Regions from separate parts of the Homo sapiens genome. Here region 1 is linked to region 2. The links are chromatin loops, found by intact Hi-C in ENCODE. Cell type or tissue: PC-3. All regions are shown on one strand. Links, peaks and the distances in the headings refer to the core of each region. The heading gives the core; the rest is flanking DNA. Region 1 overlaps STX8 (syntaxin 8). Region 2 overlaps STX8 (syntaxin 8).

What was found. Hi-C counts contacts between places; a loop is a spot of excess contacts. Peaks named below come from ENCODE experiments on the same cell type or tissue, not always from the same donor. Only the 100,000 strongest peaks of a DNase experiment are listed, where the experiment ranks them.
Region 1: a loop joins it to region 2, with 2.5 times the contacts of the local background. A loop is called at or near these places in 3 of 110 quality-filtered maps.

What each region holds. Positions count from the first base shown.
Region 1 is chr17:9,251,993-9,257,370 of GRCh38, reverse strand. All of the region lies in intron 7 of STX8 (syntaxin 8), which reads left to right. Among named protein-coding and RNA genes, the nearest start is that of NTN1, 230 kb to the right of the region's middle. In PC-3, for the core only: no CTCF peak of the experiment used is centred there; no DNase peak of the experiment used is centred there; H3K27ac peaks cover 759 bases.
Region 2 is chr17:9,368,550-9,373,927 of GRCh38, reverse strand. The region is part of intron 7 of STX8 (syntaxin 8); the gene reads left to right. Among named protein-coding and RNA genes, the nearest start is that of STX8, 200 kb to the left of the region's middle. In PC-3, for the core only: a CTCF peak has its summit at 3,183; a DNase peak (open chromatin) is centred at 2,727; H3K27ac peaks cover 1,960 bases.

The DNA.
Region 1 (5,378 bases), core at 62-5,061, 120 kb after region 2:
TGTTTCACTGGAAAAAAGTATGGACCATGACTCCAGATGACGAGTCTTCAGAAAACACCATTCCTGAGAGACTGTGTTTAATATCCTCTCCCAGTTTGAAAAGGAGTTTGTTTTCTTACATCTTTTTTTAATTGCCATGAGCTGGACTTGTAAATATTGTAAGTGGTTGAGTAATACTCATCTGGTAAACTGACCAAAGGAAATGGACATTTTTTTCCACTCTTGTAACCCTGGCATCCCATGCCTGCCCCTGAAAGGGACTCTTGAGTATTGGAAGGGAAAATCTGCCTCGCCAGGTGCCAGCGGGCCCAGGGCAGGAGCTGAGTGAAGCGCAGAGAAACGATCCCGAAGTCAGGAGCCGCAGCAGGTGTTCTGTGCTAGGGTTGGGGGCAGAGAGCATTCATTGTTTAAGAAGTTGGCAGCCTCCCAGAAGTTCAACTGTCTTTCCTTGTTCTGAAATGTCAAACATTTCCTTAGCTGGGGGAATGGATGAGTAGACCCCCCTGAGGTTTAAGAACTATTCTGAGGCAGAAGAAGGAAGTTCTGCTTTTCACACGTGACCGAGTACGATGTGAGGTCCCATGTCCCTCCGGCAGGGGGGTCGGCTGCGCCCCTGAAACTGGAGCCACCTTCCTACATCAGAAGAGTTGCCAGCTCTTCCCTGCCTCTGCCTTTAGGAACCGTCAGACCCTCTGTGGTTATGTGGGTAGTGGGGGAGTGTGTGTGTCTTTTTAATGGTGCCTTTTAGTGATACTTACTGAAATATTTGTAGATGACCTATGTCTGGAATTTGTTTCAAAATAATATGCAGGAGACAGGGAGCAGGTGAGGGTTTGCATAAAGCCAGACAGGCCATGAATGGATCCTTGCGAAAGCTGACGGATGGGCTCATCACTGTTCTGCGTGCCCTTCGGTCTGCTTTTGTATATGTTTAAAATTTTCCATCATAAAACGTTAAGGAAGGGAAGGAGGGAGGGAGAAAGAGAAGAGGATGAAAAGAGAAGAAACTCTTGATCCCGGTGTTTCAACCCCAGTGAGTCTGAGCCTCTCTCCCCGAGGGACCCCCACACTGTCTCGAATCAGGATGCCTCCACTCAAGCTCCACTGGTGTAGACAAGGGTGAGCGTGTGGGCAGAGGGGTCCTACCCACCTGGATTCCAATTCTAGTTCTTCCTCTTACCCGCCAGAGGGCCTTAGGTAGGAGAGTTCACCTTCCAGAACCCCAGCTTCCTCAGATATAAAACAGAGATGAGGGTTACTTACTGTGCAGAATTAAACCAAGTAATACACCCATAGCACTTAGTGCCAAACCTGGCACGCATGACTGTTTCATGAACGGTGTGGCTCAGCTTTCCCTGGCTTCAAAAAGATCCCTGCTTACTCATTCCGAAACATCCTTCAGAGGAGAGAAACTCCATTCAGAAAGGTGCCAGAGCTGGGATCACATTCGAAGAAAGCCAAACTTCTTAAAGAAAAAGGATTGCCGTGCTAAGGTAGATAAACACCTTCTCTTTGACCCAAAGAATCCAAAAGACAGCAGTTGGCTTTTGCTTATCGCTGTCACCTGCCATCTTAAAACGACCTCCTCAGTTGACCCTCAGTATATACCAGTTTACTTAAGCCTGTTTAAAGTCTCCCCCTGTTTGCTCTGAAAGGGTTTAAAATATAAAAGCCTTATTTGTCATGGCTCCTAAAATCCTCCTTTTCATCTTGGGACAAGAACCCAGTTTATCACATCTTATCAGCTTACTGTCCAAGATGTCCATCACTCAAGTTCATTTTCATTTATTTATTTATTTATTTATTTATTTATATATTTATTTATTTATTTATTTATTTATTTTGAGATGGAGTCTTGCTCTGTTGCCCAGGCTGGAGTGCAGTGGCACAATCTCAGTTCACCACAACCTCCGCCTCCCGAGTTCAAGTGATTCTCCTGCCTCAGCCTCCCAAGTAGCTGGGACTACAAGCGTGCACCACCATGCCCGGTTAATTTTTGTATTTTTAGTAGAGACGTGGTTTCTCTGTGTTGGCCAGGCTGGTCTCAAACTCCTGACCTCAGATGATCCGCCCGCCTTGGCCTCCCAAAGTGCTGGGATTACAGGCGTGAGCCACAGCGCCTGGCCCATTTTCATTTTTTATAGATAATGTGTGCCCTGTCATGCCTTTCCTGGGGCACAGTTTGTCTAATTCACAGCATCTGTGGTAGAAAAATTAGCAGCTTAGCCACCACTGTATTAATAATAGTTCCACTAGACCCACCCACCATGCGCTAAAACTGTACTATGAAAGGTCTCTGCAGCTCTTCTGTGGAAGAGCATTCTTCTATCTTGTCTCTGTAGTATTGTGGGTTGGCATTGGCCACTTTTTGAATTTTCTTACTCATTGGCCTTCTTGCCACATTTTCTCAGCTTCTCCCTCTCTGCTGACCACTCCTTCTATGCCTCTCTTGACTCTTCTTATCCCTTCCAAAAATTCAATACATTTACTCATTTGTTTTATACACACACACACACATGCACACACGTGCGCGTGTGTGTGTGCCTCTTTCCTGTGCCAGGCTCTGTTCTAGGTACGGGGGATATGGCGGTGAACGAGAACCCACAGTCCCTGGTGTAGATGTTCATGTGTCCAGGAGAGACAGACAGTAACTGAGTACCTAAATAATGATTCAAGGCCGGGCGCGGTGGCTCACGCCTGTAATCCCAGCACTTTGGGAGGCCCAGGAGGGCAAATCACTTGAGGTCAGGAGTTCGAGACCAGCCTGGCCAACATGGTGAAACCCTGTCTCTACTAAAAATACAAAAATTAGCCGGGCATAGTGGTGGGCACCTGTAATCCCCGCTACTTGGGAGGCTAAAGCAGGAGAATTGCTTGAACCCAGGAGGCGGAGGCTGCAGTGAGCCAAGATCACGTCACCGCACTCTAGCCTGGGCGCGAGACTCCATCTCAAAAAAAAAAAAGATTTAATAAGAGTTACCATGGAAACTTAGGGGGGCAAAGAGGGCACAGGTAACTGGAGGATGACAAAGAGTTCTTTGGGAAAATGCCACTGAGTTTGAGGGATTAACTAGACCACGAGTGGGGAGCTCCCGGATGGAAAGGATAGCGCGTGTCGAAGCTGGGAGGCAGGGCCCCTACCTTCTGCATCAGCCTGTTGGGGGCACCGGAGACAGCCAGGATGGCTCAAACACAGCGCGCAGAGTGCGGCTGCAGGGTTGCTGGGTCAGACTGTGCAAGACCCCCTTGGCCACTGTAAAGTTTGGATCTCAGTTTCAGCCACTGGAGGATTTAAGCAAGGAGGTGACCTGATCTCCTTTACATTCTGAAAAGCTTGCTGTAGTTCCATCGTGGAGCAGGGACCGGGGAAAGCAGTCCCTCACTGCAGGGAGCCAAATCAGGGATGGCAGTGACTGCGCATGCCTTGAGGCCTCTTCCCTTGGACCTCACGCTCCGGGTGTATGAACCAAAACCAGATGTGTGTTTTCTTCTTCCCAATCAGTTGTTGTTCTTGATTTCTTTGTTCTTGTCACTTGCTCCGCTCTTCTCATAATCACCCTGATTTGACAATTCACGGTCATTCATACTGGCCTCTGCTCCAGGCCATCAGAGCCTCAGTGTGGAGCCTGCCTTGATGCATGGAGCTTCTGGGCCCAAGTGTCCTCCCAACTGTGATCCCACTGGAGCTTCAGGAGCAGTACCTCTTCCTAAAACACCTCTCATCCTCTCCCTCATCTCCTCAGCTGCCAGCCCCTCCCTGTCATCTTAGGGTGAGCCCAGGCCCTGGAGTGCCAGGGATTGCCCCTTCGCCCCATCCCAGCCTGTGCCTGCCTCCTCATTCTCGTTATCTTCTCCTCATGTTGCGCAACATAAACCTTCACCCAGCCAGGACCAAGTCTTCAGCTGATCACCACACAGGCACCAGAATAACCAAGAACTAGTGAAGCTCCTGCCCAGGGGAGCTTTTGGTCAACCTGAAGATGTTTCTGGAGCAGAAATCAGTGAAAAGATTTGTTCTTCTGCTTCTGGCAAGAAGATGGACTAAGATATTCTCACATACACACACATACGCATACACACACACACCCGTATCCCTACCTTCTCACTGCAGATGGACTAAGATATTCACACACACACACACACACACACACACACACACACACCCCTACCCCTGCCTTCTTGCTGCAAGCATCTTGAAATGTGAGGTAAAATAGTGTAACTCCACCCACCCACAAATGTTAATGCAGGGCTGAATTTACAAGGAAGAAAGGAAATCCCTAGATGAAAGAAATGAAGAGCGCATTGAAGGCCAGCGCCTAAGTGGGCGAACTGATGCTGCAGGTGGGTCATCATCATGATGATGGAGAGCAGGAGCTAGCAAGCCTCTGGAAGAGGCCAGGTCGTAAACGGTTTAGGCTGTGCAGACCACAGACGGTGTCACATCTCCTCCTTTTACCTTTTTGACAACCCTCTACAAATATAAAAACCATTGTTAGCTCATGGGTTGCACAAAAACAGAGCACAGCTAGATTTGGCCCATGAACCAAAGTTGGCAGAGCCTTGAGGTAGACTAGGATGAGGTTTTCATCTACAGGAAGACGGGGGAGAAACCTTGGGGCCCCAAGAGAAGCGTTTCTCAAAAGATTGGATCATCAGAGAAAGAGCCCATATCAGAAAAATGCAACCACAGTCACAGGTAGATGACAAAGAAGCTTGCCCTAGTTTTTTTTTTTATTTTCGTTTTCTTTTTTTTTTTTTTTTGAGACAGAGTTTCACTGTTGTTGCACAGGCTGTATTGCAGTGGTGTGATCTCAGCTCACTGCAACCTCCGCCTCCCGTGTTCAAACGATTCTCTTGCCTTAGCCTCCCAAGTAGCTGGGATTACAGGCACCCACCACCACACCTGGCTAATATTTTTTTTTTTTTTGAGACAGAGTCTTGCTCTGTTGCCCAGTTTGGAGTGCAGTGGCGCAATCTCGGCTCACTGCAAGCTCCGCCTCCCGGGTTCACGCCATTCTCCTGCCTCAGCCTCCCAAGTAGGTGGGACTACAGGCGCCTGCCACCACGCCAGGCTAATTTTTTGTACTTTTAGTAGAGATGGGGTTTCACCATGTTAGCCAGGATGGTCTCGATCTCCTGACCTCATGGTCCGCCCGCCTCGGCCTCCCAAAGTGCTGGGATTACAGGCGTGAGCCACTGCGCCCGGCCAATTTTTTAAATATATTTTTAGTAGAGACGGGGTTTCACCATGTTAGCCAGGCTGGTCTCGAACTCCTGACCTCAGATGATCTGCCCGCCTCGGCCTCCCAAAGTGCTGGGATTACAGGCATGAGGCACCGTGCCCGGCCTATTTTTTTAAATATATTTTTAATAGAGAT
Region 2 (5,378 bases), core at 76-5,075:
TGCTCTTGTTGCCCTGACTGGAATGCAATGGTGCAATCTCAGCTCACTGCAACCTCTGCCTTCCGGGTTCGAGCGATTCTCCTGCCTCAGCCTCCTGAGTGGCTGGGATTACAGGCATGCGCCACCACATCTGGCTAATTTTGTATTTTTAGTAGAGACAGAGTTTCTCCATGTTAATCAGGCTGGTCTCAAACTCCCAGCCTCGGGTGATCCACCCTCCTCGGCCTTCCAAAGTGCTTGGATTACAGGTGTGAGCCACTGCGCCCAGCCACTTTTTTTAACATCCCAAACTGAAATTTATCCAAGACAATAATTCCCTATTCCTCCCTCTTTCAGCCCTTGGTAACTACTTTTCTACTTTCTGTCTCTGTAGATATGATTATTCTAGGTACCTATTGTAAGCGGGATCATATGTATACTTTTATATCTGGCTTATTTAGGGTGATGTCTTCAAGATTCATCCATGTTGTAGTGTGTATCAGAATTTCATTGCTTTGTAAGGCTGAATAATAATTCCATTTTATGTATATATCACATTTTGTTTATCCATTTGTCAGTGGACACAGGTTGTTCCACCTTTTGGCTATTGTGAATAATGCCACCATAAATGTTGCTGTACAAATAGCTGCTCAAGTCTTTCCTTTTTTGTGTATATATACAGAAGTGGAGTTGTTGGATAAAATGGTAATTCAGTTTTTAAATGTTTGAGGAACCTTCATATTAGCCTGGCTTGGTTTTGCTTTCAGCCTCTAAACTCTTAGGTACTTTCCAGTATTTTCTTTTTCTTTTTCTTTTTCTTTTCTTTTCTTTTTTTTTTTTTGAGATGGAGTCTTCTTGCTCTTGTTTCCCAGGCTGGAGTGCAATGGCATGACCTCAGCTCACTGCAACCTCCGTCTCCCAGGTTCAAGCTATTCTCCTGCCTCAGCCTCCTGAGTAGCTGGGATTACAGGCATGCACCACCACGCTGGGCTAATTTTTGTATTTTTGTTAAAGACAGAGTTTCTCCATGTTGGTCAGGCTGGTCTCGATCTCCTGACCTCAGGTGATCTGCCCACCTCAGCCTACCAAAGTTTTGGGATTACAGGCGTGAGCCACCGCGCCTGGCCCACTTTTCAGTATTTTCCTTAAAAAAAAAAAAAAAAAAAAAATGAGGGCTGGGCGTGGTGGCTCATGCCTGTAATCCCAGCACTTTGGGAGGCCGAGGCGGGTGGATCACAAGGTCAAGAGTTCAAGACCAGCCTGGCCAACATGTTGAAACCCTGTCTCTACTAAGAATACAAAAATTAGCCAGGCGTGGTGGTGCGTGCCTGTAATCCCAGCTAGTTGGGAGGCTGAGGCAGGAGAATCGCTTGAACCCGGGAGGCAGAGATTGCAGTTAGCCGAGATCATGCCACTGCACTCCAGCCTGGGCAAAAAAGCATGACTCCATCTCAGAAAAAAAATTAATAAATAAAAATAAAAATAATTTTTTTAATCTGATAAAGCCAGACACTTCTGTAGCCTGAGAGGGGCAGGCAAATGGGGTGGAAATTTAGTCCCTGGGCACCCACTCTAATTAGGAAATGTCATGGGAGACCCTTCCCACAAGAAACTGGGACCCCAAAGAGCTACACCCTCAGAGTAAAAGTGAACCAGAACTAAACTTACCATGGGGGGTTGTGGAAAGGGCAGCGTTGGCACTGAGCAGAATAGGAGAAGAAAAAGACGGGAGGGAAAATACAGTATTGACAACTTGTGGTCACAGAAAGGCCCACATGTGAATTTGCCCCCTGGACATACATACTCAGGGTAGACCGGGAAACATCATACCATGAATTTGGTTTGAGGCAGACTCACCTGTTATAGCTCGAGGTGCCTGGCAAAAACAAATGAAATGCCTCTGGAGGAAAGCATATTCTAGGATGCTAGGAGCCAACTAAAAATAAATTTCTAAGGGCAATGACCAGCACATAGTCAAATATATTCTAGCATACCCGGAAACAGCACAGCATGAGTGAGGACCAGCAATAGACCATGGACATGAATCTGAACAGAATTGCAGTAGTAGAATTATCAGACGTTGATTATAAACTCAATTCCACTTTTTAAAATATATTTTAAAAATGACAAGCTTGAAAGCATCTTAAGAAACCCGAAAACTATAATAAGTAACACAGAAATTTTGAAAAGGGACCAGATAGAACTTCTAGAAATAACAGGTAACTGAAATTAAAAAATCCAGTGAACATATTTGGTATCAGCAGAAGAAAGAATCAACCAGAGGACAAACCAGAAGAAAGAAAAAAAAAAAAAGCATAATCCATTTGATAAATGTTAGCATCTTGAAGAGAATGCCCAAATGCTAGGCAGTTAAATTATGATCTTAATAAGAAAGGCGTTTGAGGGGCAGAGGGTTGGTGCAAGAGCTTCGAGATACAGCGAAGAGTTAACCACCTGCTCTTCTCAAGTGCAAAGCCACATTGGCTGTTTTATATATGAACACATACAAATGCATAATCAAACTGCAAGCAAGGTGTACTTTAACTATAGGGGGTGGGAATTAAGCAGCCCAGTGGAGTGTAACTCAATTACCATTCACAGGGCAATTCTATCACTGTTTAAGAGGACTTGGGTGCAGTGTGGATAGCAGCCGCCACATCATCATTTTACACAAAGGAGTGTAAAAATAGGTTGTGAATCATGAAATGGCCTTTTGTTTCGCTACCCTTGGCATATCTTCCTTGATGGGCCGATGTATCAGTCATAGATGCTTGAGCAGTGAGAGAATTTCTAGTTATGAATACAGACTGAACTGCAAGGGGCCACACAGGAGAGAGGCCCGATGATGAATTTGTTTGTTCAGTTCTTAACAAGGGATTCAAGTACCTCTTTGTGAACCTTTCACTCAGGAGCACAGGCTTTAAAATTTTTACCGAGATTTTTGTGTGGATTTTCCTCCCTTTTCCTCCCTCAACCCCACCCCAATGATAGCATCAAGTAGAAAACAATACTGTTTTTTTTTTTTTCTAGCTTCTAAATGCAAATTAGACTGATATTTTTCCACTGGTACCTCTATGTATTTTCAGATCTGTTACTTCCATTAAGGACATTTACATAAAAGTAGGATCTTTGTAATTGCAGTTTAAATATTCAGTGTGCTTGGTCCTCATTAGAATTCAAAATAGAGCCTTGTCTGAGTCTGACAGAGGGCGCCAATTGTGAAAGACCAGACTAAGAATTCTGAATGACTCGGGTGGATGTACAGTCTTGCTTCTCAGCATATTGACTATTACGTAATGTTGTCTAAGCACGTTTATTGTGATTTTAGTAGTGTTTCAGTGATGTGGTTAGAAATCAACCCAGCTGACATTGCATTAATGCTGTCTCAATCGACGACCATTGGATCTGCCTTCAGCTCATCTGAATGTGATCTTCTTAGGGAGGTGGGGCAGGACCCTGGTTAAGAGTAGTAGCATGCAGCACAGGTGTGGCGTCCGACAGTCCTGGGGCACAATTTGGGATCTGCCACTTACAGCCTGGGTGACTTAGAGAGCTGCTTGCCCTCTCTAAGTCTCAGTTCCCTTCACTCTAAAAGGAGGATAGCAATTAGTAGTACATGTGATTGTTCTGTAGACTAAGTGAGAACAGTTAGGTGGCACAATGACTAGTACTAGTGAGTCCTTTATAAATGCCAGCTATGATAAGATGTGGGGTTTAATTCATTTTTGTTTTTTGAGATGGAGTCTTGCTCTTTCGCCCAGGCTGGAGTGCAATGGTGTGATCTCGGCTCACTGCAACCTCCGCCTCCTGAGTTCAAGTGATTCTCCTGCCTCAGCCTCCCAATTAGCTGGGATTACAGGTGTGTATCACCATGCCTGGCTAATTTTAGTATTTTTTAGTAGAGACGGGGTTTCACCATGTTGCTTAGGCTGGCCTCAACCCCCCAGCCTCAAGTGATTGCCTGCCTCAGCCTCCCAAAGTGTTGGGATTACAGGTGTGAGCCACCGCACCTGGCTTGCTTTTTTTCTTTTTTCTTTCTTTTTTTTTTTTTTTTTTTTTTTTGGTACAGGGTCTGTCTGGTCTGTCATCCTGGCTGGAGTGCAGTGGCACTCACTGCAACCTCCACCTCCCAGGCTTAAGTGAGCCTCCCACCTGAGCCTGCTGAGTACCTGGGACTACAGGCACTCGCCGTCATGCCTGGCTAATTTTTATTTTATTTTTTATAGACAGGATTTCACCATGTTGCCCAGGCTGGTCTCAAACTCCTGGACTCAAGCGATCTGCCTGCCTCAGCCTCCCAAAGTGCTGGGATTACAGATGTATGACACTGTGCCTGACCAACATGCTTTTTATCATATTAGCTCTTTTGAACCTTATAAAACATAGGTAAGAAACTGAGTTCTAAGTAGTCTTGTTTATTTAACAGACTTTAGAGCTACTTTTGTCTCTCAGAGAATTATTTTTAATCTTTTACCACAAGAATAAGCAATTAATCTGGAACAAAGAAGGAACTATGCCAGTTCCTTTATTTATCATGCTGTTTATCAAGAATATTTCTATCTGGCTATTGTTTTTACTTCTTCTTTCCCTTATCATGGTTCATTGAGGTAAGCTAGTTAAATCTCTTGGCCCCTTTTTCTTTACATTCTTGTGTGTCTGTCTCTGTACCCGCTGTGTCATCCTTAATTCAGTATCAATGGAGAAATGCCTTGTCCTTCATCAGTGCCTATCTGCCTTCAAAACCATCTTGTCCTCAAGTTTTCCCATTCATCTGTTCTCTTCTTCATCCATGCCAGCACAGATAGTGGATATCATCTGTGTGCCAGGTACTGGGCTAGGAACTGGAGCTAAAAATGTAGATAGGACTGGGCACAGTGGCTCACGCCTATAGTCCCAGCTACTTGGGAGGCTGGGATGGGAGGATCCCTTGAACCTAGGAGTTCAACGTTGCGGTGAGCTATGATTGTGCCACTGCACTTCAGCCTGGGCAGTGATGAGATCCTGTTTCTTTAAAAAAAAAAAAAAAGGGTAAAAGGTAGATAGGACTTAAGAGTATAGGAGAGAGGGGACACATGCTGTAAATCACTAATGACTGCAGGTAGTACAGACGGGTCTGAGTCAGCCAAGGGCTCAGAGGTTTCCAAGAGGCTGCAACACAGGAGCAGAGGTCTGAAGAATTAGTAAGACAAGCTGCTTCTGAGTTTGGTAAGTGAAAAGCCAAACCAAAATAAGCAGGGAGTATATATACTATGGTCCCACTTAAGGAAAAGGAGGGAGGGAGGACGGAAAGAAAAGGAGGAGAGAGACCTGCATGTGCAGTGTTGGTTAGAGTCTGAAGAGAGGTGTGGAGGGGCACGTGGTCACCATTGGTGATGTGGGAATGGCAGGACATGGGTAAG